5 separate regions of the Mus musculus genome follow, and regions 2, 3, 4 and 5 are each linked to region 1. Evidence: chromatin loops called from intact Hi-C (ENCODE). Cell type or tissue: heart. All regions are shown on one strand. Region 1 overlaps Vstm2l (V-set and transmembrane domain containing 2-like). Region 2 has its middle 7.9 kb from the start of Platr27. Region 3 overlaps Ctnnbl1 (catenin, beta like 1). Region 4 holds the start of Ctnnbl1 (catenin, beta like 1). Region 5 has its middle 38 kb from the start of Platr27.

Region 1 (5,000 bases):
TCATGCGTTCCTGCTTCTCACCAGGAGGCTCTTATGGGGCCTGTGCGGCCAACTCTGGAATCCTCTGTGGGTCTGTCACATTGTTTCCAGGCTGGAAGTCGGTTCCTAGCCTGGCTACATACTGATGCTGGCTCCTGACCAGGCCAAGACTTCTTTTTTGGAGTCACAAGTTTCCCCCTCAGTAAATCCACCACCTTATCTGTATGCATTGTAAGACAAAAGGGTAGCATTAGGGAGCCACTCCAATTGGAAAAAGGAGATGGGGTGAGTCCTTCCACTCAAGAGACACTAGCTGCTGTTTGTGAGTTCTCTATTGACCCTTGTGTGTGTCCCCGGCTGTGTGTCTCAGTGCAGGCTGGGAAATATGTCTACAGGCCATACCTGCCTTCTCAGGAACCATCATTTTTACCCTGGGTTCTCTTACTTGGGAGGTGGGAACAGCAGGGAACCACTAGAGTGATCTGTGGGACTTGGCAGGCACAGATAATGCCATCTAGAGAGGGACATAAGTATCCAGAGATGGGGCTGGTGGGGTTAGCAGCCCGCTACTGTGATCTCAGGAAGGGTGAGTCTTGCCAGATGATGACTGGGCTTTCAGCTCTAAGAAGGGTCCTTACACTCCCAGCGTCCTTCCCAGTTAACATTTTCTTTTGTTATTTTTAGTTATAGACATGTAGAAATTTACAAAAAAAAAAAAAAAAAAAAGATCAGAGTCCCCATACCCACCGCCCAGTCTCCCTAATGATGCATTCGACTCCAAATGCCTCTTCTCTTGTAATGGAAAAGAAAGTTGCCAACAGAGTTATATTCAGAGCAGATTGAATCATGAGAGTGTCAATCTGGAAACTACCGGAATACCAGCCAACGGGAAACTGTGTAGGCAAGTATACGATAGAATACTACACAGCAATGAACAGAGCCAGCTGATTGTGTGAAAGAAAGTCAGACTTGCAAACCCCCCTCCCCTACCCCCTCCCCTCCAAAGAGAGTTCTGGAATAAGGTTAAAATTGGATGGCGGTGGTGGACCCACAGGCACAGCAGGAATAGGTTGTCTACCGAGCTGGGTGTTCTTGACCCAGGAGAGCGGGCTCCCAACTATAAAATGAAAAAGACTGGGTCAAGGGTCAGGTGTGGTGCTACAATCTAGCGTTTTGGAGGCTAAGGCAGGGTCCTGACTTAGAGACCAGCCTGGACAACATAGGAGACTTTAGCTTTAAAATAATCACATCAATAAAAAGCCAAAACTTTACAAGATAACACCCACTCCACCTCCAGGGAGTGGACAGTTAAACTCTAGAATCCAAATGTAGTACTCGGTTGTCAGCCTGTGTCCCTTTTTTTTCTTAGATTTTACTTGTTTTTATTTTATGCGTTTGCCTGAATATATATATATATATATATATATATATATATATATATATATATATATATATCTGCGCACCACACATGTGCCGGGTGCCCGTACTAGAGGAGGAAATTGGCTCCCCTGGAACTGAAGGTACAGACAATTGTGCGCAGCCATGTGGGTGCTGGGAATTGAACCCCGGTCCTCTGCAAGAGCAGCCTGTGCGCTTAAGCTCTGGACCTTCTTTCCAGTTTCCAGGCCCAGTACAGGGTTGGTGAGATGGCTTAGCAGGTAATGGGCGCTGGCCATGAAGTCAAATACATGAGTTTGATCCTTAGGATCCAGATGGTGGAAGGCGAGGGGACTCCTGCAGATTTTCCTCTGACCACACATTTACTGTGGCACGTGCCTTCCCAACCCCCAAGTTTCCTGAGCTCTACCGAAGCTCTGCTGTGAGGCTGCTGGCTTCTGTCCTACGCAGGGCTTTTCCGTTTGTTCAAAACAGCAGCACAGCCTGGGAGCTTTGCCAGGAGTCTGGTTCCCTGCTTGTCTGTGGAACTCTTGTCAGTTCTGGCTCACCCTTCTTCAATGCTGGGCGGTATTCCACTGGCTGCACGCAACTCTCCGTGGATAGGAGTTAGCGTTGCTTCTGTTTGTCCGTCTGCCATTCAACAGTTCGGATGCTGACCTTGGGTCCCCTCCCTGGCGGTATCTGGGGTGGGGACAGCCTGGCGGCTTGGCTCGCGACCCCGGCCGGTTCTCACGGTGCCTCTGTCGCCCCCAGGTGGTCAAGGTGGTGGGCAGCAACATCTCCCACAAGCTTCGGCTGTCCCGGGTGAAGCCCACGGACGAAGGCACCTACGAGTGCCGCGTGATCGACTTCAGCGACGGCAAGGCCCGGCATCACAAGGTCAAAGCATACCTGCGGGTGCAGCCCGGGGAGAACTCGGTGCTGCAGCTGCCTGATGCGCCCCCCGCCGCGCCGGCGCCGCCGCCCAAGCCGGGCCGGGAGCTGCGCAAGCGCTCTCTGCCCGAGGCCTGCAGCCTGTAGCCCGCCCGCCCCGCATGCAGTCCTCCCGGCCCTGCGGCGACGGCGGCAGAGGAGTCCCGCGTGTGCTTTGCTTGCTTATCCCCCTCCCGGCTCCGCCTCGTGCACCCCGTCCTCGCGGCCAGCCCCCTGGTGAGGAGCCGGGCCGGGGCCCAACGCTCCTGTTCCTCATCATTCTACCTGGAACCGGCTCCGGAACCCCGAGGGAGGCGGAGCCCCACCAGCCCCACGCGGGAGGCTGCCCCGCCAGGCAGAGTTAGCACCAGCAGGCTCGCTCAGGGCCCCCCGAGGCTCTCCCCGAGCCCCCCTCTGCCGGCAACCCCCCCCCACGCCCAGCCCCTTCTCGGGCCTGTGAAGTCCACCCAAGGGACCCCCTCCGCCCATCCCATCCCTATTCCTGATCAGGGGACACCCACCCTGGTGGTTTGTAAATATTTCTATTGGGCCCACCCCGCCCCGGAACTGGCTCAAACCTCTGGCCACCCTCGGTGATGGAGGGGAGGTGGGAGGCCCAGGGCTTTGCCTAGGGGTGAGCGGGCCCTGTGTATATGACCCAACCTGTGAGTACCAGCCAACTCCAATAAAGCGGTTTAAACCAACCCGGGCAGTGCCTTGCTGAGGCTGGGAGCTGAGCCGCTGTGGGGAGGAAGGGAGGGTTTTGTAGGTCACAGCACTGAGCAGAGGTGACCTGGTGCTGAGAGGAGCCTGGCAGCTTTGCAGAGAGCAGGAGTTGCTGCTGGCCTTGGGAAGGGGTCTCAAGGGGCGAGAGAAGCAGCCTTTGTCGTCCCCCACTGTGAATACTGAACCCGAATTAGTCCTAGATTCTGAGATAATCACACATACAGAAGAACCTGTGAAGCATGTTTGCGCAAGTGTATAAACATCTTTGTAGCTGTCACCCAGCAAATCCATCACCCCATAGCGGACTCCCACCTTGGCCCTCAGTATCCTCTACCCTACCAGGGAACCCAGTGGTGACTCTTGTTTTGTTTTGTTTTGTTTTTTTCGAGACAGGGTTTCTCTGTATAGCCCTGGCTGTCCTGGAACTCACTTTGTGGATCAGGCTGGCCTCGAACTCAGAAATCTGCCTGCCTCTGCCTCCCAAGTGCTGGGATTAAAGGCCTGCTCCACCACGCCTGGCCCAGTGGTGACTCTTACGGTAATATCATCATCATCAACAACAACAACAACATCACGGCCGTCAGTTTTGGCTCTAGAGTCTCATATAGCCCCAGTGGTCTTCTTGTTTCAGTCTCCTAAGAACTAGGATTATAGAAGTGTGCCATCACCCCTAGCTTAGTAGGTTTGTTTTAGTTTTTTTTTTTTTTTTAAATATTTATTTATTTATTATATGTAAGTACACTATAGCTGTCTTCAGACACCTCAGAAGAGGGCATCAGATATCATTACGGATGGTTGTGATCCACCATGTGGTTGCTGGGATTTGAACTCAGGACTTTGGAAGAACAGTCAGTGCTCTTAACCGCTGAGCCATCTCTCCAGCCCCTTTTTTGGTTTTTCGAGACAGGGTTTCTCTGTATAGCCCCGGCTGTCCTGGACCTCACTTTGTAGACCAGGCTGGCCTCGAACTCAGAAATCCGCCTGCCTCTGCCTCCCGAGTGCTGGGATCAAAGGCGTGCGCCACCACGCCCAGCTGTTTTAGTTTTAATACCTATATGTACATCACTTTATTTCTTACTACAGTCTTTGGGTGGTAGGGTGGGGGAGGTGTGCAGAGGCCAGAGAACAACCCGAAGATCTCAGGGATAGCAGTCCTCTCCTTCCACCTTGTGGGTCCCAGGAATTGAACTTAGGTCATCAGGCTGGGAGAGGCAAGCGCCTTCCCCCACTGAGCTGGCTCCCCCATTGCCACTTTAAACAAAACAATCGACTTGACTTCTCTTTTTTTCAGTGCTGGGAATGGGGTACCTTGCACATGCTAGGCAAGTGCTCTCCCGGGGAGCTTTATCCCAGCCCCCTCATATTTGAATTTTGTGGTTTTGTGTTTGAAACACGGCCTCCCTCACGTAGCTCAGCATGGCCTCACACTCTTTGTGTAGTCATGGATGCCCTTGAGCTCCTGATCCTCCTGCCTCAGCTTCTCCAGAACTGGGCTGACAGGGTGTGTTCCTTCTGGGTGCTTTATCTAAGGCTGCTGCTCTGAGCGCCTCCTCCGTGTCTGCTGTTCATTGAGCAAGAGAACCTCAGGGGCCTTTGCCAGGCCAGTGCTCCAGGCTATCCATGAAGGGATCTCATATTCTCCTGGGATAGTCTCCATCCCTCTATTACACAGGAGGAAATCAGGGGCAGGGAGGGTTCACAGCTCCCCCTAGCTTACACAATAGTTGAACCTTCCTAAACCTAACAGTGGGAGTGCTTGGCCAAGGCTGGATCACTTCAAACTGCTTCTCCCCGGGGCACCACCGTGCATGCCTTGGGTCATCCCAACTGCCACACCTCCACTGAGGATTACCTGAGGATGGGTTGACACGGACCTCTCAAACCAGTATGGCCAGCAGGTCTCTTGTCTTTGCACCTTCAAAAACCAATGGCACTACCCAGGGACGGGGGTGTGTTGATATGACAGAACTGGGTCCCAAGACTTT
Region 2 (5,000 bases), 340 kb before region 1:
CAAGCCCCCAGATCATAAAGCCCAGGAGAACAAAGTGGGGGAATAACTTGAATTGATAGCTATGGAAACCTAGTCAGTGCTGTGCTGGCAGAGGGGTAGACATGGAATGGACAGGCATCCTGCTCAGAGCAGAGGCAAAGGGATTGCCTGGTGTGTGAGGTTCTGGGTTCCATCCCTAGCAACCCACCCCCGACCCCCCACCCCCCCACCCCCCCACCCCACAGGAGAGGAATAGACTAGAGAAACCCAAAGCAGTAGCATGCAGTGGTGCTCACCAGCAATCCCAGCCACCAGGAAGCAGAAACAGGGGTATGGGGAGTTCACAGTCAACTTCAGCTGCAACCTGGGCTCATGAGACTCTCAACTCCCTCTCCCTCTAGGTGGGCATGCATGTGCAACAGTGGCTCTCTGCCTGTGGGTCTTGACCCCTTTGGGATCAAATATCAGATATTTACATTGTGATTCGCAACAGTTGCAAAATTATACTTATGAAGTAACAACAAAATAGCTTTATGGTTGGAGGGGGTGGGGGGTGGGGGTGGGGGTGGGGGTGGGGTGGGGTTCGCCACAGCATGAGGGACTGTATTAAATGCCCTGGCATTAGGAAGGCGGAGAACCGCTGATGTGGAAGCCTGAGGTTGGTTGATTTTGTGAATTATCTCCCATTGCTCTTTTACCTTCTTCACTGAGGCAGGGTCTCTCAGTGAGTCCCAGGAGCTTGTGGGAATGGCAGTGCACTCCCTCATGTTGTACTGGCTACTTTTAAGTCAACTTGACACAAGCTAGCTTCTCTTTGGAAGAGGGAACTTCAACTGAGAAAATAACCCCACTTGACAGGCCCCTGGGCAGGTCTGTGATGTATTTTCTTTCTTTTTTTCTTTTTTTTTTTTTTTGTGATGTTTTTTCTTGATTGATGAATCCTTAGTCCTGAGGGCCCAGCTCACGGGGGCAATGTCACCCTTGGGAGGTGGTTCTGGGTGCTATAAGAAAGCAGGCTGAGCAAGCCATGGGTGAGCAAGCCAGTAAAAAATATTCCCCATTGCCTCTGCATCAGCCCTGCCTCCAGGGTCCTACCCTGACTTCCCTTGGAGTTGTAAGCTGAAATAAACCCTTTCCTCCCCAAGCTGCTTTTTGGTCATGGTGTTTTATCACAGCAATAGACCCCTAACTAAGACACATAAACTCACAAATGAAAACATTAGCACATACTCTCTCTCCCTCTCCTCCTCTCTCTTCCTCTCCCCCCCACCCCAACACTTGCAGGTAATGAGCTATGACAGAAAGGTTTGTCCTAGCTCATGGCTCTGGCCCAAGGAGCAAAGAATAGCTCTGCAGATGGCTTTGTTGACAGAGTTCTGGTGTGGCACAGGTAAGATACAGGAAGCAGGTGGCAGAATCGGCCACACTGGTTCTTACAGCAAGCCCACTCTTCTGAGAAACTATTAATTCCTTCAAACTCCAATCTCACAAATAAGTCTATCTACACAGTGGGGGTGGAGCCCCAGCCACCTTGTGATGGTCCCACCTCTTAATGGAGTACCATGAGGATTAAATTCAACGTGAGATTCTGGGACAAGGCATACTGGTGCCACCCGCATAGGGGTATGTGGTTTTATTCCTTTCCCATGTTAGTAGCAATTGATGGGTTATTGACTAGCCTTGCTTTATCTGTGTAATTGCTTATTCCCCTGCCCCGTGCACGTGTGTGTGTGTGTGTGTGTGTGTGTGTGTGTGTGTGTGTGTAAGCTCGAAGTTGACATCAGGTGTCTTCTTCCTTCCTTAGTCTCTTCTCTATTTATTGAGGCAGACTCTCTAGCTGAGCCCAGAGCTTGCTAATTCCACCTAGTCAACTTAGCCAGCTTGCTCCAGGGATTCCCCTGCCTCTGCCTATAGGAGTTGCAGAAATTACATTTTAGCTAGCCAGCTTTTAGTTTCTTTCTCCTTTTGACCATAATTCCATGGAGGTCAGGGCTAGGGCTGGACCTGCTCTGCCCATAAGAACTGCTCAGCAAGCACAAGGCACTGTCTATACCGTGAAAAGCTAGCAACCCTAATGTCAAATCTAAGGGCTTGCACCAGGACACTGGATCCTGGTATTCTTCTTTCTCCCCTACAGGCCAAAGTCCCCGAGGGCGGGAGAGCACCCAGAAGAGGCCTGAAACCACAGCCTGAGTGAGGGCTGGTGAGATGCTGAGATGGGTGGTGCCCCTGCCTCCTTGCTTGTCCCTGGGGAAGCCTGGCCCCATCTACATCCTCCTACCCCAGGGGAACTAGGTACACAAAGCCCTATCTGCATTTCTACCAACAGTAGCATTTTACTTTGTAAATGCCATCTGCTCAAGTATAGGGGAGCTGGCATCGTGGCAGCTCCCCTATACTTGAGTGGTCTGCACCTTTGGGGCGGTGGGTGTTTACCTGTCTGTGAATTTCTCCGCAAAGGACTTTCCGGACAGTGATTAGAACTTGCGCCCCCTGTCAAGTCGGGTCTCAGGCAGGTGAAGAGTCTGGCTGCGTGTTCACCGCTCTCCACCAGGGGGCGCCAACGCTCCGCGGAGAGACCACGCTCAGACCGGCTGAGGCTATCGCATCCCCTCTGCTCTGAAAAATAAAGTGAGATTGTGGAAGGAGACTACTTAATCTTTTAAATCCCAGTTCCATAACACAAAACCTCTCTTTAGACTTCATGGGTGCACACGTGGAGAAAGTAGGGAGTGCTTTTCCCTAACTGGGCTGCCTAGAGCCACTCATAAGCAAGGGCTTGGATTTAATGACCCCTCTCCCTTCAGAGATCTGAAGCTGCTAAGGAAGTGTGTGAGCCACCGTTCATGCCCCCTCCTCTCCATGTTCTGTAACACAGGCATCTTGGGAAACAGATACCTCCTGCTCCCTTCCTGCCTCTCTAACATCCTTTCTCAACCCCGAGACTTCAGAGGTGGCTGGGCACAGCCAGAGGTCTTGCCCATTCCCAGATTTTGTGTATCTGGACAGTGAGACAGCCATCTGAGTCCAAGGTTGGATCTCTCAGGATGTGCTGTGCAATCAGGTGCTCTCCCCCTACTCTTCCAGCCCCCACTGTGGGCCAGGCCTTCTGCTGCTTGCTAGGCACAAGGCAGGAAACAGGGAAGCCAGGCTTTGTCTCAGGGTCTGCCTTTCCAGGGGTGGGAGAGATGGTCTAACTAGTGAGCACCAGTTACAGATAGTAATGATAGAAGCCACAATGGGAACTAGGCAAGGCCATGCACATCTGCAATCCTAGTTTGTGAGAGGCTAAGACTGAAAAATAGCAAGTTTGAGGCTAGCCTCGGTTACATAAAAAACATCCTGTCTTAAAAATTAATCGATTGGGGGACTGGAGAGGTGGCTCAGCAGTTAAGAGCACCGACTGCTCTTCTAGAGGTTCTGAGTTCAATTTCCAGCAACCACATGGTGACTCACAACCATCTGTAATGGGATCTGATGCCTTCTTCTGGTGTCTGAGGACTGCAACAGTGTACTTGAATATGTATGTATAATCATTTTTTTAAAAGAATAAATTTCTTTTTAAAAACCAGCTGATTCATTGATTGATTAAGTGGAGAAAGGCTAACGATGCAGCGTTTAAGCCATGAGCTGGGAGATGCGGCCTAGCCACATCGAGGCCAGGCAAGCAGGAGCGACACAGAAAAGGAAAGATCAGAGTCGTTCTCCTGAAAGCGTCTGTGGTGCTGGGTGGGATCTGTTGGGAGCCCGAAGTCCCTAGGAAACTGATGGCATAATTCAGGGGGTCTATGGGTGGACGTTACAGCAGGGTTGAGAGGGAGGAGACAGGCAAGGGTGCTGGCTGGTGGACAGAGGCACCTTTGACCAAGGTGTGTGTGTGTGTGTGTGTGGTGGGGGATGGGGGAGGCTTGCATGAACTGTAGGCAGAAGGCAAACCAGAACAGAATCTTGGACTCCACCCCTCCTCCTTTGCCCTGCTCTGGGGTGGGGGTCAGTGTGGGAGATGGGAGTCGTGAGTGGGTGAGTGAGTTGAAGTTCTACAGGCAAGTATTGGGCTCCAGATCTCAGCCTGGCCTCAGATCACACTGGTTGCATGGCAGACCTCATCCTTGAGTCCAGATGAGGCTGAGAACTTCTCAGCTGCACCAACTCTTGGAAAACCCCTGCACCAGAGCACTCTGGTGACCTTTGACCTCCTCTTCCAGACCCAGGTGAGGGCTGAGGCAGTGGCGGGGAATGCCAGTACAACGAAGCATCTTTATCTTTTGACCTCATTTCTAAATTATCCTCCACACAGAGAACAACATGATTCTTGTGCACCTAGGAAAGCGGCCACGGGAAGTCTGTAGCCAGTGACCTAGCCTGCATGGGTTTCACATGGCCTAGACACCCTTTGCCTGGGCAGGCTGGAGAGGCCTGTGGGACATTCTCTTTCTTCGAGCTTTGTGGGACTCCTCCTTCAGGTCCCATCTCCTTTAGTGCAAGCGAACCTGGCTGAGCCATCTCCTTCCACTCTGGGGCTGTCCCTATCTGAGCTCACTACTCATCCTGCTGGCTCCACCTATAGATGGAGCACTGGGCTTCAGAGGGTACGGTATGTGCAGCCCGCCCAAGGTCAGGTAGCAAGCACATGCCCTTAAACTTCCACTGGTATTCACTGTGATGGTCACAGAAGATGCTGCTCAAATCTACCGTACAGCAGATCACCTCTGAATAGCAGGAAACCACAGCTACTCAAAAAGATCACACACATCTCTTTAGAGGACCAAGAAAACACCCAAGTGGGGCCTGGGCACGAGGCTGGGGTTACATTTAAAACCCTACAACATGATTCTGAGATCCCCTTCCCAAAGTCAGCTCTCTCTCTCTCTCTCTCTCTCTCTCTCTCTCTCTCTCTCTCTCTCTCCCTGGAAATGCCTGGGAAATGTCAATGGCAGCCCTTCCCTCCTCCCTTGAGTCGCATAGCAGCTCAAATATATTATACATATTAAAAGAATATATTCTCTGGCAGCCCTGAAGGG
Region 3 (5,000 bases), 190 kb before region 1:
TGTCACCCACCCACAAACAGGACAGGCTGTGACTTCCATGTTGAAGCCCACACTTCATGCGAGGCTCCAGCTGTGTGATGTGCATGTGCTGTGTTCCTCTCTATTTGGAGCAGAGGAAGGGGAGGCTCCAGAGCTGCTGCTGCATGGAACACCTGGGGAGGAGAAGGTTGACCCTTCTTCCTAGAAGAAGACCATGAGTGACGGCAGCCTAAAATAAAGACAGCAGAGACTTATGGGGAATGGGGAGGCACAGCACCATTGATTGGCCTTGTAGTTCCTGCCACAGGTATCATTTTTGTATAGAAAGACTGGTTACATGTAAATGCCCTTCTCCTCATTGCCCTGAGGTCCTCTAAGGCTGTGGCCAGATGAGAGCTTGCTGGGGCGGGGGGGGGACACTGCTCAGTAAATGCCCTTGACTAAGGAAGAATGGAGTGAGGGGTGGATGAGTGACGGAAGTGGCCACCCAAAACTGGGGAATACATTGGGGGGTCACCTACAGTGTTGTTTGCCATCTCTCCTGTTGCCTGTTTACAGCTCTTCTGCCTCAACTTTCTTCCTGCTGGGATTATCGATGTGAGGGTCCATAGGAGAAGTGCCCAGGTAGAGGCCCTAGAAAGACATTCAACCATTCTTCGTTCCCTCTTCAACCACTCCATCTTTAGCCAGCAAACCCTAGTGAGCCTCCTGTCTGTCCCCACATCATTGGTACCACAGTTCATCTGTGACCATACCAGGTTTTTATGTGAGTGCTGAGTATTTGAACTCTTATCCACTGAGTTATTTCTCCAACCTTTGTTTTTGTTCTTAAACATTTCTTTTCACTGAAGCCAGGGCCTCACATATGCTAGGTAGGCCTTTCATGATGGAGCTAAATCTCAGCCCCTTGCTGCTGCTTCTTTCTTGATGAAGTAGATTAAGCTGTGTTGTGACTGATCTTGGTCTTACTCATAGGAAACTTGCTTTAAATAATAGCAGATGGTCTATTCTGTTCCTTCTATAACCTGAGAGTTGATTGGCATTTCTTTTAAAGACTAGGGCTGCCTCTGACCCTAAAGCAAGAGATCGATTGATTCATTTATTTGCCAGAGATTTACTGTAAGTCCACTGTGGGCCATAATTGCTGTTTTTCTCAGCACCCAGACTTATAGGCAAGAAATGAGCCTGCACAAAGCAATAAGGTTGGTTTTTATTTTGTGTTAGTTGGCTCGAGAATATCCATTTCCTATGTATGAAATATATATACACACATGTGCATATGTACATATATATTATATAGAGATTATGTGTGTGTTTAATATTTGTTGTGGACTTTTTCTGGGTTTGGCTTTTCTCCATATTATTTACAACAGTAGGGGGGCTCCCCCCCCCCAAGATTTATGGTGATTTGTCCAAGGTCACACACTAGTGACAGCAAATTCGGTCACCAAAGTGCATTCTCTTCCCTTGTCCTTCTCCGTATTCGTGGACTAGTTCCCATCAGTTTCTTGGGTGTTTTGTGTTTCATACAGTCCTAGGACGCACATGTCTACATCACTGCTGTCAGCTCATTTTAAGTGTAAGGAGCCCCAGGCAGGGATGTACAGTAAACACGGAAAGCAGGTGAGGCAGGCTGCTTCTGTCATGATTGAATTCTTCGCCACCGTTTTCCAGCTCTGTGACTTTGGGCAATATGCTGAGGTGTCTCTCGCAGCCCCACTTGCTCCATTTGGTAGCAGGAATATTACCTCTGCAGAAGGCGCGCTCGGGACTGGGAAGAAAGCGGTGCACTTATGACCTGGAGCAGGCCTGCAGACCGTGGTGGCTGTGCCACTTCAGTGGTCATTTGGTAAAAAGCTGTAGGGAGAATTTTCTGGGTTCTTCAGACCCCACAATTCTAGGATCTTCATGCTTTTGTGTGTGTGTGTGTGAAATTTAAGGCCCAGCAAGGCTCATGATGTGGCTTTGTTTTAAGAGGCGGACGCCTTCTGTCTTTCAGGCTGTTTGAGGCAGCATGCCTCTGGTGTTGTGATGTTCACGGGAATCCTCGAGTTTCTGAGTAATTTCAGTCTGAGACAAGTGAGTAGAATTGATGTCAGGTTGCCTTAACACAGGTGTTATAAACAAGATTAAGAGGTTGTTGAAAAGATATCAGCAGAGCTCTGGGGCTGGCTTTCTGAAGTCATTCTAACGTGACAGCTAATGGGTAGTTTGCCTGATGGCTCTCCCTGAGCTGGCTGTAACTGACTGGAGATTCACCCACAGAGGAGCCCTGCTTATGAACATTTGCTGTTCTTTGTCATGAAGTCAAGCCCTGACAGAGACGCTGTCTTTGAGCCATGCATGTTACTTTCAGATAGTTGAGACCATTTTTCCCCTATGTTGTTGCTCTGTTTTGTATCTTTTGAGTCAGTCAGTTTTAAACTTGATATCCAGAGCCTGATAAGATGGTTCAAAACAGCTGTGTGAGTCCAGTGTATATGTTTGGAGGACAGTTAGGTACCTGTTTCTCAGCTGCAGTGGCGTTCTGTCTGTGAGGAATGTGTTGTTCCTAGCCCGTGTACCAGGTGCTCCTGCCAGGACGCTGAGGACCTTCAAATGCCCCTGACGTCAGTGGCAGTTAGTCTCAGGTCACGTTGAAATCTGTTTTATAGCCTCCCTGGGAGAGTGGTGGTGGGATGAGGCCGGCACAGTGAATTTGCAGGTAGCTACTAAGCCATTGGCCCTTTGCCCCTCTCCTCCACATGGCCAAGTGGCCAGCGTGCTTTCCTTTCCTAGAGAAATGTTTTCAGACATTGGATGCCTGACTTGGATCATTCCTTCACCAGCCTCCTTCACCAGCCTCCTTCAGCAGCCTTCTCTTTAGTGGGAGTGGAGATACTGTGCTAACGTCTGTAGCTTGTCAGCCATCTATAAAATAGTAAAACCTTCGAGTAAGGAGACAGAAGTGCATCTAGGACCATGGCATCTTTATGCATGATGGGCTCATCAATAGGCATGTGTCCACGTTGACAGGACATATGTCATTCAACCTTTGAGGCCCCCAGTAGGGGGCGCTGCAGAGCCTGGGGCAGTTGTGCTGGGCCCTGCCTTCCTCCCTCTGCAGACCCTGCCCTTCCTCCCTCTGCAGTATCACATGGAGGCTTATTTTCACGCAGGTATAGGTCCACCCAACTTTCACGTCCCTGGGAAACAGGCTGCTTGTGTGTAAACAGAGTTATGTGGCTGAGATCAAAACGAAGGGAGAAGGCTCAAGCAATCAAGGAGGAAGGGCTGACAGATTAATAATTAAAGTTCGCACTTGCAATCCGGTCTGAGTCTTCATCCTCCCTTCTCCAAGTGTCCTTACTGTCTGTCCTGGATTAAGTGCGTCCTCCCTGCAATAGCCCTTCCCTTCTGTTTGAAGGAAGAATGCACTTCAGAGTTTCGGTGATCTTAGACAGCATCAAGACTTCTTGGCCCCACTTTGTTAATGAATCATCTGTTGCTAGAGGCAGTGGTCTGGTGGCTGCGACAGATGTGCCATATACAACATTCAGAGCCACATGCGGGCTCACTGGTGCCAAATGCACATGCCCCATCCTCATCGTCTTAAAGCACTGTGTAAGCCTAAACAGTGGACTTGTATCTGCGCTGTGCTTTAAGACAGATAGGGGTTTCCTGGACAAGGCCTTCTGTAGCCCAGGCTAGCCTCAGACTTCCTGCCTTTGCCTCACAAGTGCTGAACTTGCAGGTGTGCTGTCATGCTCGTCTCATCAGTAATCAGTAGTTTTTTCAGGTCAGCTTGTTTTTAATGTTTAGACCTTGAGAGTGGCCTGGTGTTGGGGGAGGTAACCGGAGGCCCAGCATGAGCTCCTCTCCAGGAGATCTCGGGAAGAGAGTGGTTAAGGTCATGCTGCACGGAGACCTTCCTTCCACACTCTGGGAACCTGGATTTCCATAGGTAGTGCTCTCCTGATTAATGAGTGGCAGAAAAGCCACAGAAGGGGCTTTAATTTTGCTAAAACATGGTGGCACTGGGCAGAAGTGATGTGCATGTGGCAATAAGAAGGCCACTTCTGGGGTGCAGGGGAGGCTTTCAGGCTCCAGTCCTTTTTCTGCTGAGTTTATTCATCTGTAAGTGATAGGGTGAGGCTGATTGTCTGAGTCTGCATTTCCCTGTGCTTACCTTACCCTCTGAATATCACTAAGTGCTGAATGTACTAAGCTTTGAACACAGCAAGCCATGTGATTAGACATAGGAGTATAGAAAGATGGAGTCTCTCTGCAGTCAGGGGAACATTGAGAATTTGCGTATTTGTATTAATAATACATTACCAGTTCTGGCAGCCTGGCTGGTTCTTTGGTGTCTCTGTCCTCTCCCACTTGACCGTGACACGGCTCTTGGTCTCTGGTCTGATCCAAATATCTCTCCATAGTTCTGGTGTTTCCAATGTCCACATTAGCCACGGCTAGAAGACCCACTATCTTTTTTTCTTGCGTTTCTCACAAGAACTCAGGTATCTGGAAGGTAATGCCTGTCTGCGTTTCTTTGTGTTTTAACACTTGTTTTCCTAGCGTGGTGTTGTGTAGGTGTGTAAGTTCTGGGAGTCTGGGGAGCGGCTGTTGAGTGTGTCTGTGTGTGAGTGTCCTTTCTTTGTCTGACCTTCATGTTCATGGCAACATATGTACTCAATACTCATTTACTTATCAAACGGAATTGTCTTTTAAATGCAACAGCCTTAAAAATGTTAGAAAATTAATCTAAAACAAAATAAAACATGATCTGTAGAGGTATTCTGATTCTATTCTGTGATCATGACTGGTATTTATGCCACTTCTGAAATTTCATCAGCAAGATGGATAAAACTTTTTTTTTTTTTAACTTAAAAGAGTTGTGGCAAATTATCATTTTGAAAAGCAGCCAGAGAGCAACAAAAGATAGTTTTCATTTAGGTTGAGTAAGGGCTCAGATACTGTTTTGGTTTTGCGTTTTTGAGACAGGGTTTCTTTGTATAGCCTTGGCTTGTCCTGGAACTCAC
Region 4 (5,000 bases), 210 kb before region 1:
TAAGCCCCACTTAAAGCATTCAACTGCTTTTCTAATCCAAAATCCCAAAGTCTGCACTCCTCCAAACCAAAGCATGGTCAGGCTTATCACAGCAATACCCCAGTCCCTGGCACCTACCTTAGTCAGGGTTTTATTGTTGTGAAGAGATACTATGACCATGGCAACTCTTATACAAAGGTTTCTTTGGGGCTGGCTTACAGTTCAGAGGTTTAGTCCATTATGGTTATGGTGGGAAACATGGCATTGTGCAGACAGACATGGTGCTGGAGAAGGAGCTGAGAGTTCTATATCTCGATCTGTAGCTAGCAGGGAGAGACAGTGATACAATAGCCAGGCTTGAGCTTCTGAAACCTCAAAACCTACTCCCTAGTGACACACCTTTCCAACAAAGCCACACCTCCTCTAACAAGGCCACACCTCCTAATAGTGCCACTCCCTATGGGCCCATGGGGGCCATTTTTATTCAAACCTCCAGACTGGGCTTTTGCAAATCTGCCTATTGAAGCTGACTGAGGCAAGGCACAAACTAGAAAATAGTTCTGTTCATGGTTACCTTTATTCTGTCCTGCCTCTCTGGAGGTCACAATCTACACTTAATTGAAAGGGAGGGGAAGGACATGCAAATGAACTCTGTAAAAAGCAGTTTACATTGGCTACTCTTTAAAAACAAAAACCCAATCAGAAAGCATCCCTGTTTTGACGATCTCAACAACTTCCCAAAGTAGATAACATAAAATCCACTCTCCTTAACAACACTCACAAAGCCCACGGTGAAACCTTCTCTGTCATGCGTTGTTCTGGGCTTTGAAGATTCGAGGGTGAGGTTGACAAACTCAATCCCAACTTTTAGAGAGTTTGGAGTCCAATTAATGAGGCTGTCAAAACATAAAATGTCAACCATCAAGTACAAAATGACAGATTGAGTCTGTGAACAGTAGAGGAAGTGCTAACAGAGAGAATAATGAGGAGAGGTTGTGGCAGTTTGAGGAATAACAATTTTCTTATGTGTAGTTGGAGGTAGTTGAATGGGGTTTCTGGATGGTGTCTGTTGTAATCCCAGAAGAGGAACGCCTTGACTATCTCTCAATAATGGGCAAATTCCTTCCCCAGGAACCAACCTTTATATATATATAAATGTGTGTATGCGTGTGCTTGTGGGTCTGCACAGAGACCAGAAGAGAGCACCAGATCCCCCAGAACTGGAGTTACAGGCAATTGTGAGCTGTCCAGCATGGGTGCTGGGAACGGAAGTAGACGTCTAGAGAGCAGTAAATGGTTCTAAGCGCTGAGCCATGTCTCCAGACCCCCAGACCCTTTAATACAGCTTGGGTAGACAGGAGATCTTCCAGTTGCCACTGGGTCTTGTGTTAGTGAATACAAAGAAGCCTGGGGGAAAAAAACAAACATGATATCAATGGTTTCTCAGCCACCTATGGCCGGAAGCCATTTTGTAAGCCCAGGGGAAGCATAATGGGAACCCCAAAATGAAATCCACATATACAATTTCAGTATATCTACTAAGTACGCTTAACAAATGAGAGGAAAGTCAAATTCATTTCATAATATATCTTCCTTTACCCAGTAAGTGAAAAAAAAAAAAGGAACCAGTTCAAGTACGAAAAATCCACTGTGCATTTGATTAACACTTAACATCTTTATTAGGACTAGGCACACTTCAAGTGCCCCAGAGCCACATGTGACTAACTATGGGGCGCATAATTTCAAACCTCAGCTCCTTCCTCTCCCTCTTTCCCTCCCTCTTCTCTCCCTGTAGCCCTAGCTGTCCTGGAACTCGTTTCTGTAGACGAGGCTGTCCTCGAACTCAAAACATATGCCTGCGGAGCTCTGCCTGCCTCTGCTTCCCCAGTGCTGGGATTAAAGGCATTCAACACCACCAACAGGCCAACTTCAATTATCTGTGAAATGAGAATGAAAGAACAAAAGTGCCAGTCTCTGGAAGCTCTTTAAGGTTACCCACGAAATGCCAAGCACTCTGCTCTACTCTTGGATAACGGCCTCGCTTTTAGGTTCATCCCCTAAGTATCCGCCCCTTTCCCCGCCCCTTCAGGTTACAGGCGGAAGCAGAATTGTCAAAACGCGGCGCGCTTTACGGCAGCGCGTCCTTTTACGGCAGTGTGGCGGGCTCACCGGCCACGCGCTCTTTTACTCTATTGGTTCTGGGGCCTGGCGCTTTACGGCAGTGTGTCAGGAAAAGCCTCTGAGCGGCCCGTGGTTCGGGAGTTGAGTGGAGGCAACCAGGGTACCCTGTGCTGATTGGGTCCGGAACCATGGACGTGGGCGAACTTTTAAGCTACCAGGTAAGAGCAGTTGGCGAGGCCGGAGGGCTCCTCATCCTCGCTCGGGTAGCAGGGACAGAGTCCCGTCATCTTGCCTCCCCTCGGTCCCTGGCCCTCACTTCTCATGTCACCCGGGCTTGCATCCTGTCATTGCACTTCACTCCCCTAAGCCCTCTGGACCCTTTCGACCCCTTCCTTCTCCAGACCTGAGCCTTGTGATTTCTGTTCCCCACCCGGTAGCCCTCAGCTCCTCTTCCGTCTCGTTTCTACCAATTCACAGGGCTTGGGGAGACAGTTGTGAAGACCCCCGCCCCCCCCCCCCCCCCGGTGTTGAGCCTCAGTTTCTTTACCAAGTGTCAGTGTAGCTTTGGAGAAGTCTTTCTCCCGTCACGGAGTCTCAATTCTTCTTTTAAAATCTATAAAGTGGATGGATGTATGTGAAAGGTCATTTGAAAGTGCAGAAACCTGTGCCCACGTTCCCTGCTATTGTTAAGCTGTTTGGAAGACGGAGCTTGGAATGGGTCGGTAAGAGACCTCTCGACCTCCTTGCTCAGGGTGCTTGTGAGGAACGGGTGACCCAGAGAGAAGAAAGGACTCTCTTGAGGTCACTCAACAGTTACAAAGCTCAAGTGTCCAGACTCCCAACTCAGAGTTTTGTCCCTCTTTTGACTGCCTAACGAGGCTTCTTGTGTCCATCTTTGTTTTCATTAGCTGCAATAGGCGTTGGGACCCATAAACTGTAATTATTCTGAATTAGGAAGTACTGTAATTGTAAATCACACTTCATTTTAAAGACTTAGTATGAAAAAGGTAGTATTTTTATATTGATCACAGATCCTTGATCATATTGATTGAATATGTATGAGGCCATAATATGATGGAGCAGACTTTGGGTGATGGATGAAATAAAAAGTGGGTAAGCCAACCTTATCCACTTGCATTTTGTTCAAGGTGTGATGTTTTAAAAGTGATAGCTTTGCAGTCAAGAGTAGGCAGTGAGAACCTGTGAACTTGAGTTTAAAAGTGATAGCTCTAGGCCGGGCGTGGTGGCTCGTGCCTTTAATCCCAGCACTTGGGAGGCAGAGGCAGATGGATTTCTGAGTTTGAGGCCAGCCTGGTCTACAGAGTGAGTTCCAGGACAGCTAGGGCTATACAGAGAAACCCTGTCTCTAAAAAAAAAAAAAAAAAAAAACTCAAAAAACCCCCAAAACCAACAACAACAAAAAAGTGATATCTCTGCAGGCCAGAGTAGGCGGTAAGAACCTGTGAACCTGAGCTGTTAGCCATGGCTGCCTTGAATCTCAGTGCCTGAAAGTTGGGAGGGAGGCAGCGGCCAGTGGGTCACTGAGTTCCAGGCCAGCCAGGGGTACATACTGAGACACCCCACCACCACTACAATAAAATAAAATAAAAGGCCTGGATTTGGAGCCCCAGGTTGCCTTCCATGCCTTTTGCCTTACTAACTAGTTGTTGTAATCTTGAACAGATACCTCATGGTACCGACCTTATGGTCGGTTGTGAAGAAAGTTCTTCTTCTGGTAAGAGTCTGTTAAGAAGCTGGCGCCTTTAATCCCAGCACTTGGGAGGCAGAGGCAGGTGTATCTCATTGAGTCCGAGGCCAGCCTGGTCTACAGAGGACAGCCAAGGCTACACAGAGAGACTCTGTCTTGAAAAACCAAAAAATAAAAGCAAACCAAAATGAAAGAACAACAAAAAGCCTAGCTATGTCTGGTGGTTGGTGATTCACACCTTTAGTCCCAGCATTTGGGAGGAGGCAGAGGCAGGCGGATTTCTGAGTTTGAGGCCAGCCTCGTCTACAGAGTGAGTTCCAGGACAGCCAGGGTCTCACAGAGAAATCGTGTTCAGAAACCAAACCAAACCAAAAGAAAAGAAAAAAGAAAAGAGAAAAAAAAAGCAGTGTTAGGCCAATGTTTGTTGCAGTTAAAACAGCCCATAAATACTAATATTGGTAGTTATTTCCTTTAGCCAATATATACAACACTGACCCCGTAGATGGAGACTCCAGGCCTGATGAGAAAGAATACATTAAAAGAAAAAAAGGGAAAGAATACATAAGCAACAGATAACAGATGCGAGGCCATAATAGTTTTCTCTTTAAGATATGTAATTGGTGATGAAACAAGAAAGATGGTGGGAAGGTCACCGATGAGTGCTCGTCTGGGAGTTCTGGGCTGGCTAGTCCAGTCCATTGTTTCAGATGTGGAGCAACACTACCAGAAGGGGCCCATTCTTTGGTTACAGATATTTATTGACCATCTACTGTGTGCAATGCACTTGGTCCACTGAGCATATGATGTGGAAAGAAATGAGACAAGGCTCTTGCTTTTGTGTGAAAAGGCAAATATGGTGGGGGAGTCACCAGAGAATAACTAAGGAAGTAAACAAGAACTTCAGATGGCTGGACGTGTTGTGAGGGAGTGCAGCAGGGTCCGCCGCGGACATGTGAGCATACGTGGTGGCTGTTGTGCACATGGCTAGTGCACGTCAAAAGGGGGGCCCATCTGCATCAAGTTCTTTCTTATGTGTAAAGTGCACCCTGCATCTCACAGCCTTATTGTGGAAAGATGAAATGTCTTAATTTTTAAATATGGATTACATTTGATATACTGGATTAAGGATAATAGATTATTAAACTTAAATTTTGTGCCTACTTCCAAGTTTAATCTTCTATGTAAAGTTTGT
Region 5 (5,000 bases), 310 kb before region 1:
CTATAGGATGAGAAACACCAAGGGCTGGGATAATGGCTGTCTTAGCAAGCTTGGCAGTGGGTAACCCTAGGACAGTGGCACCCCCCCACACCCCCATAGAACACATTCTTATAGCTCTTTATCTTTTTATGATCACAACAGAGCATATATCTACACTTGTTATATGGGCATAGGTGGCTCTCAGGTCTGCTTAAGGTTTACTTGGGAAGGAGCTGAGGTCACTGAGGTCAGAGATCCTTACAGAGGCCCTCCACGGCCCTCTGATGATTAAAAGTCTCCCGTCAGGTGGTGCCTGAGGAGATGGGCAGGTGTACAGTGTAGTGACAACCTGCGGTCCGCCCCCTTTTCCTTGTTGATGCCTCTGTGGAGACAGTCTGGTCTCAGATGAGTATATTCCCTGAAGAGAGGCAGCCAGAGCAGCTGTCAGCATTGCTGAGATGGTGAACGGCTGTGGTACCTGTCAGCAGCCACTGCATAGCTGTCTTGGTGACAGGTGCCAGCGGCAGGAGGAGAAATCAGCTCTTCTTGGGCTCTGGGTTCTTGTACCAATGCTGCCTATTGATCTGCCTACATGGAAGGGTGAGCAGGGCCCTGTGCATTTGAGAGCAGGGCCTAGCCCCTGGGTTTGTTTCACTAGATTTAATTCTGGTCGTATTGTCTACGGGACATCTGTCTGTTCCTTGTTGGAGACCTACAGACTGCTTGGCCTGCTTGGGTTCTCTGGTCCTGCAGCCAAGTGTTGGCACTGCCTCGTCCACTGGCTCACTGGTGAGCTCGCTATTTCCAGAGCCTGGGCCTAGGCTTCAGGCCTCCTGCCCTACTTCACCCAGGAGGTCGTTTCATTTCCCTCCCTCCCCACAGGGCTTCTATCACGTACATTGTTCCCATGAGGGAGAATTGGACCCTTTTCCTCTCAACTCGGATGTCTGTAGCCTGAAGAGGGAGATCTGGTGGGCTTTAAGACCCAGGGGCACCAGGGTCAGAGTTAGACAGTACAGGATCTGGATCCTAGGAAGGGGACTCTGTAGTTGTTAAAATTAGATTCCAGCTGGTGATTGGAAGTGAAGCTTAAAAAGCAGAGGCTAGGGTGGGTCTGCCTGCCTCCCGAGGTAAAGGGCCAGCTACCACGGAACAGACTGCCAGAGTGCTGGTGCCCCAGGAAGAGAGCACAAAAGTCAGGACATGGTGGCAGTCCAGCAGGAGCTGGATCGGACTCATCCTTCTTACCAAACCCCTAGTCCCAAATAAACCAGAGCCTCTGGATCTGGGTTCGAAATTTAACTTAATATGCTGTGTGACCAAGCATGTCACCTCACCCTCTCTGAACCTCAATACCCATCATTCTTTTTTTTTTTTTTTTTTAAACAGGGTTTCTCTGCATGGCCCTGGCTGTCCTGGAACTCACTCTGTAGACCAAGCTGGCCTCGAACTCAGAAATCCACCTGCCTCTGCCTCCCAATTGCTGGGATTAAAGACCTGTATCACCACTGCCCGGCTAGTACCCATCATTCTTATACGAGAACCACAGTAGTCACTTTAAGGGTGGGGGATACTCTTGGGGAGAGCCTAGACAGAGTGGGGACCCAGCAAGAAGCAGTTTCCACCTTGGGGGAAAGAAAGCCATCACTGTGCCCAATGGGGCTGCCTGAGACCTGGGAAGCAGAAGCACGGCCTAGTTCCCTGGGCTGGTGGCTGAGGACTCTTGCTGATCCCTGGTTACTATGCATTAATCTCTGTAAAGGGCCCTGCCACGGGGTCTGGAGCACAGTGAATGTCACACATCTGGAATGATGCTCACACTGAGGCAACATCTGGGCATTCACTGTGTCAGGTTTCAAGTCAGCTACCCAGGGCCTTGAGAAATGGTAAAGCTGGGCACATCTAGATCCCTGAGAATCTAGAGCCCAATCTAGGGTGGCAGAGGGGAGACACAAAAGCACCCACAACACAAGACAAGGTCAGGTGGAGACCCGCAGAGAGGTTTCTGAATGGCAGGAGGATGCCAGGGAGTGTAGTAAAGATGAGCTGATCTGTAGGCATTGCCTGTGCCTGGGCACCCTGTCTTACTCATATAGTCTCATTTAAAGCTCAAAACAGCAGTTACAGGGACTTCTTGTGGGCAAGTAGACCTTGCCACCAGACAGAAGAACTGGTCAGGCTGAGTGGCCCCAAGCCCCCTGAAACTCAGAACTGAGAATGGTAGGAGTGGGGCCAACTCCATGCCAAACTCTACGTGCTCTGGGACACATAACCACGACAACCCACTGAGATGACCATGACAATCAGCCATGTGGGGGAAAACATCTGAAGTCCTTCCCCATGCAGGTTAGCATCATTAGCATCTCAGTTTGAGCCAATAGGAAACCCCTACCCCTGGATCCCACCCTGCTCCTCAGTGTTTATAAAGTCCCTGTACACATGGAATAGAGCGCACAGGCTATTTCACCGAGAATCATCTGAGAGCGACTGATTTACTGAGCTGTGACACTTGGGGAAAAGGTTTTCTTCCCAGAAGCATTCATCGCTGGTCCTTGTACCCTCCTGACAGGCTGGACTCATGCTCCTGCTGCCTCTGTTGTCACTGCCTGCTGCCACCGGCAGCTGCCCTGCCCCAGCTGCTGGTATTGACGCTGCCACGGTGCAGGCCAGATCTGGGACCTCAGGTACCTGCCCCGCGTAGGCTTCCCTTCTGAGAGCTGTCACACTGTGTCCGTCTCTGGCTGGACCACAGGGTTCTGCAGAGGATGACAACTTCTAGTCCCATTTTACAGATGCAGAAACTGAGCCCAGAGAGGTCGTGTGATGGCTGATGGCAACCTTCATTGTCAGCTTGATAGGATTTAGAGTCACCATGGCAATAAATCTGCAGGAACGACTCTCAGGAACTTTCTAGACTGTCTTAACAGAGGTGAGAAGACCCACCCTAAACACGCACCGCACCGTTCTACGGCTAGGAGCCTCGATTAAGTGAAAAGACAAAGTAAATAGAGAACCAGCATTCATCTCTCGCGTCTTCCTGCAGATGCAATGGCCACCTCATTCCCAGGGCAAGCCTTCCAGGCCGCGACAGGATGGGGAATGGAAAGATGCAGCAGGGAGCCTGACCAGGAGATGGCGCCAGTGTTGCTGACTTTGAATGACAAACGAGACGGACAAAGTGGCCAGGCTTCTGCTGGATTAGAAACAGACCGCTCAGCATGAGAAATAGCCAGGGCTAGAGCCATTAGCCTTATCAAAAAGCTGATTGCTCTTAGCAAAGTATTTAATACGGTTTCCTGCTATTAGGGCCCAAACCTGGACTAGCAAGATATTAATTCTGCAGATAATCATTGAGAGGGGAGGACCATATTTTAATATATGGCAACAGGCAAGCTATTGTCATTTTTCCCTTCTATCTTGATTGCCGGCTACCCAATTAGAACTGGCTTTCGATGCCCCTTCCTGGAGGGACGGAGATAAGGCTTAATGTCCTCGAACAAGATCTATCGGCTGCGACGAGAGGCCCATAAATATTAATAAATCTATAATTAGTCCTGTGGAAAGGGGTATCCATCCATGAGGCAGTTCCACCCATCGATGCCAAGAAACCACTTTTGCTGGGAAAGCATGACTTTTCTCTCCCAAATGCCAGGCTCTTTGTTCCAGAAGGAAGCAGCCCTTAGATGGTCCAGATCCTGATGTGTTTGCTTTGAGACAGACCCTCAAGAACAGCCAGGATTTCTGCAGTGGTCTCCAGGGAGGGAGGCTTAGCCTAGGTGGTTATAGGAGAAGGTTGGGGGCCCAGAAACATTTTCTCACATTATTTTAATTTTTAAAAACCTTCTTATTGATTCTTTGTGAAGTTCACTTTATGCACCCCAATCTCACTCATTTCCCCATCCCTTCATATCTACCCTCTGCCCTTGCAACCCAAAAGAAATTTCTTTTTCTTTTTTTCTTTTTTTTCTTCTTTTTCTTTTTTGGTTTTCTGAGACAGGGTTTCTCTGTATAGCCCTGGCTGTCCTGAAACTCACTTTGTAGACCAGGCTGGCCTCGAACTCAGAAATCCGCCTGCCCTCTGCCTCCCGAGTGCTGGGATTAAAGGCGTGTGCCTAAAAATTTTTTTAAAAAGTAAAAGAAGCAACAACCAAAAGCATCTCTCTGTAGAAGCCGCAGGGTGTCCCACAGTACACCTTTTATCCAAATATCATTACTTGCAAATGTTCATTGCAATGAGTCTTTGGTCTGGCTCAAGGCCTCTGGCTTCTGCTAGTCTATCAGTAGTGGATGCTCACGGACTCCTCTCAGATATTCTGTTCTTGCCCTGTGTCATGGAGATTCTGCAACTTTGGATCTGCAGGACCAGCCCCTTCATGAGCTCCAGCAGTTCATAGATGGAGTAGATGTTGGGGTGGGCCCTGGATCAAAGCTCCCCAGTGCTGCACCCATCGAGGGGCATTGGCCTGCCCATGCAACCACCTGGCTAGTGAGGGGTGGAGCCAACTCTGCTCAGCGTCCCACACCCCTCGTACATCTACATGGCCCAGGGGCGGCAACCCAGACCAGGACTATGCACTCGGCCTTTGATGGTAACATGGACCACAGATGTTGACACAGACCCTTGCTGCTGCAGGGCAATGGACCCAGACATGGCTCTTGGTAGCACCATGGGCAGCGACTTCACTGTGGCCTCAGATGACAACACAGGCTGCTCCCTTCAGGCTGTTCCTCAGCACCCTCATGTCTCCAGTTCTGCCTCTCCTCATGGTGCTCAGACCCCTCTGCTTCTCTCTCTCCCATCTCTCTACCACTTGCGAACTGCAGTGGCTCTCTCTCTCTTTTTTTTTTTTTTAAAAAGATTTATTTATTTATTTATTATATGTAAGTACACTGTAGCTGTCTTCAGAGACTCCAGAAGAGGGCATCAGATTTCATTACGGATGGTTGTGAGCCACCATGTGGTTACTGGGATTTGAACTCAGGACCTTCAGAAGAACAGTCAGCGCTCTTAACCACTGAGC

Evidence for each region. A loop is a pair of places that touch in the nucleus more often than their neighbours do. Peaks named below come from ENCODE experiments on the same cell type or tissue, not always from the same donor. Only the 100,000 strongest peaks of a DNase experiment are listed, where the experiment ranks them.
Region 2: a loop joins it to region 1, with 2.1 times the contacts of the local background. A loop is called at or near these places in 3 of 42 quality-filtered maps.
Region 3: a loop joins it to region 1, with 2.1 times the contacts of the local background. A loop is called at or near these places in 2 of 42 quality-filtered maps.
Region 4: a loop joins it to region 1, with 1.8 times the contacts of the local background. A loop is called at or near these places in 2 of 42 quality-filtered maps.
Region 5: a loop joins it to region 1, with 2.9 times the contacts of the local background. A loop is called at or near these places in 8 of 42 quality-filtered maps.

The regions. Positions count from the first base shown.
Region 1 is chr2:157,941,727-157,946,726 of GRCm38, forward strand. It overlaps Vstm2l (V-set and transmembrane domain containing 2-like), which reads left to right. Exons shown (of 4, transcript NM_198627.2): 4 at 2,131-2,993. The coding sequence ends at 2,397. Among named protein-coding and RNA genes, the nearest start is that of Vstm2l, 30 kb to the left of the region's middle. In heart, a CTCF peak has its summit at 2,140 (motif pointing left); DNase peaks (open chromatin) are centred at 1,885 and 2,996; H3K4me3 peaks cover 1,547 bases; H3K27ac peaks cover 1,564 bases; H3K27me3 peaks cover 1,769 bases.
Region 2 is chr2:157,602,685-157,607,684 of GRCm38, forward strand. No RefSeq gene overlaps it. Among named protein-coding and RNA genes, the nearest start is that of Platr27, 7.9 kb to the left of the region's middle. In heart, a CTCF peak has its summit at 2,528 (motif pointing right); no DNase peak of the experiment used is centred here; H3K27ac peaks cover 251 bases; H3K27me3 peaks cover 3,021 bases.
Region 3 is chr2:157,753,362-157,758,361 of GRCm38, forward strand. All of the region lies in intron 1 of Ctnnbl1 (catenin, beta like 1), which reads left to right. Among named protein-coding and RNA genes, the nearest start is that of Ctnnbl1, 18 kb to the left of the region's middle. In heart, a CTCF peak has its summit at 3,021 (motif pointing right); no DNase peak of the experiment used is centred here.
Region 4 is chr2:157,735,242-157,740,241 of GRCm38, forward strand. Ctnnbl1 (catenin, beta like 1) reads left to right here and starts at 2,160. Exons shown (of 16, transcript NM_025680.4): 1 at 2,160-2,318. The coding sequence starts at 2,289. In heart, a CTCF peak has its summit at 2,079; a DNase peak (open chromatin) is centred at 2,150; H3K4me3 peaks cover 1,427 bases; H3K27ac peaks cover 1,110 bases.
Region 5 is chr2:157,632,740-157,637,739 of GRCm38, forward strand. No RefSeq gene overlaps it. Among named protein-coding and RNA genes, the nearest start is that of Platr27, 38 kb to the left of the region's middle. In heart, a CTCF peak has its summit at 3,100 (motif pointing right); a DNase peak (open chromatin) is centred at 3,112; H3K27me3 peaks cover 1,687 bases.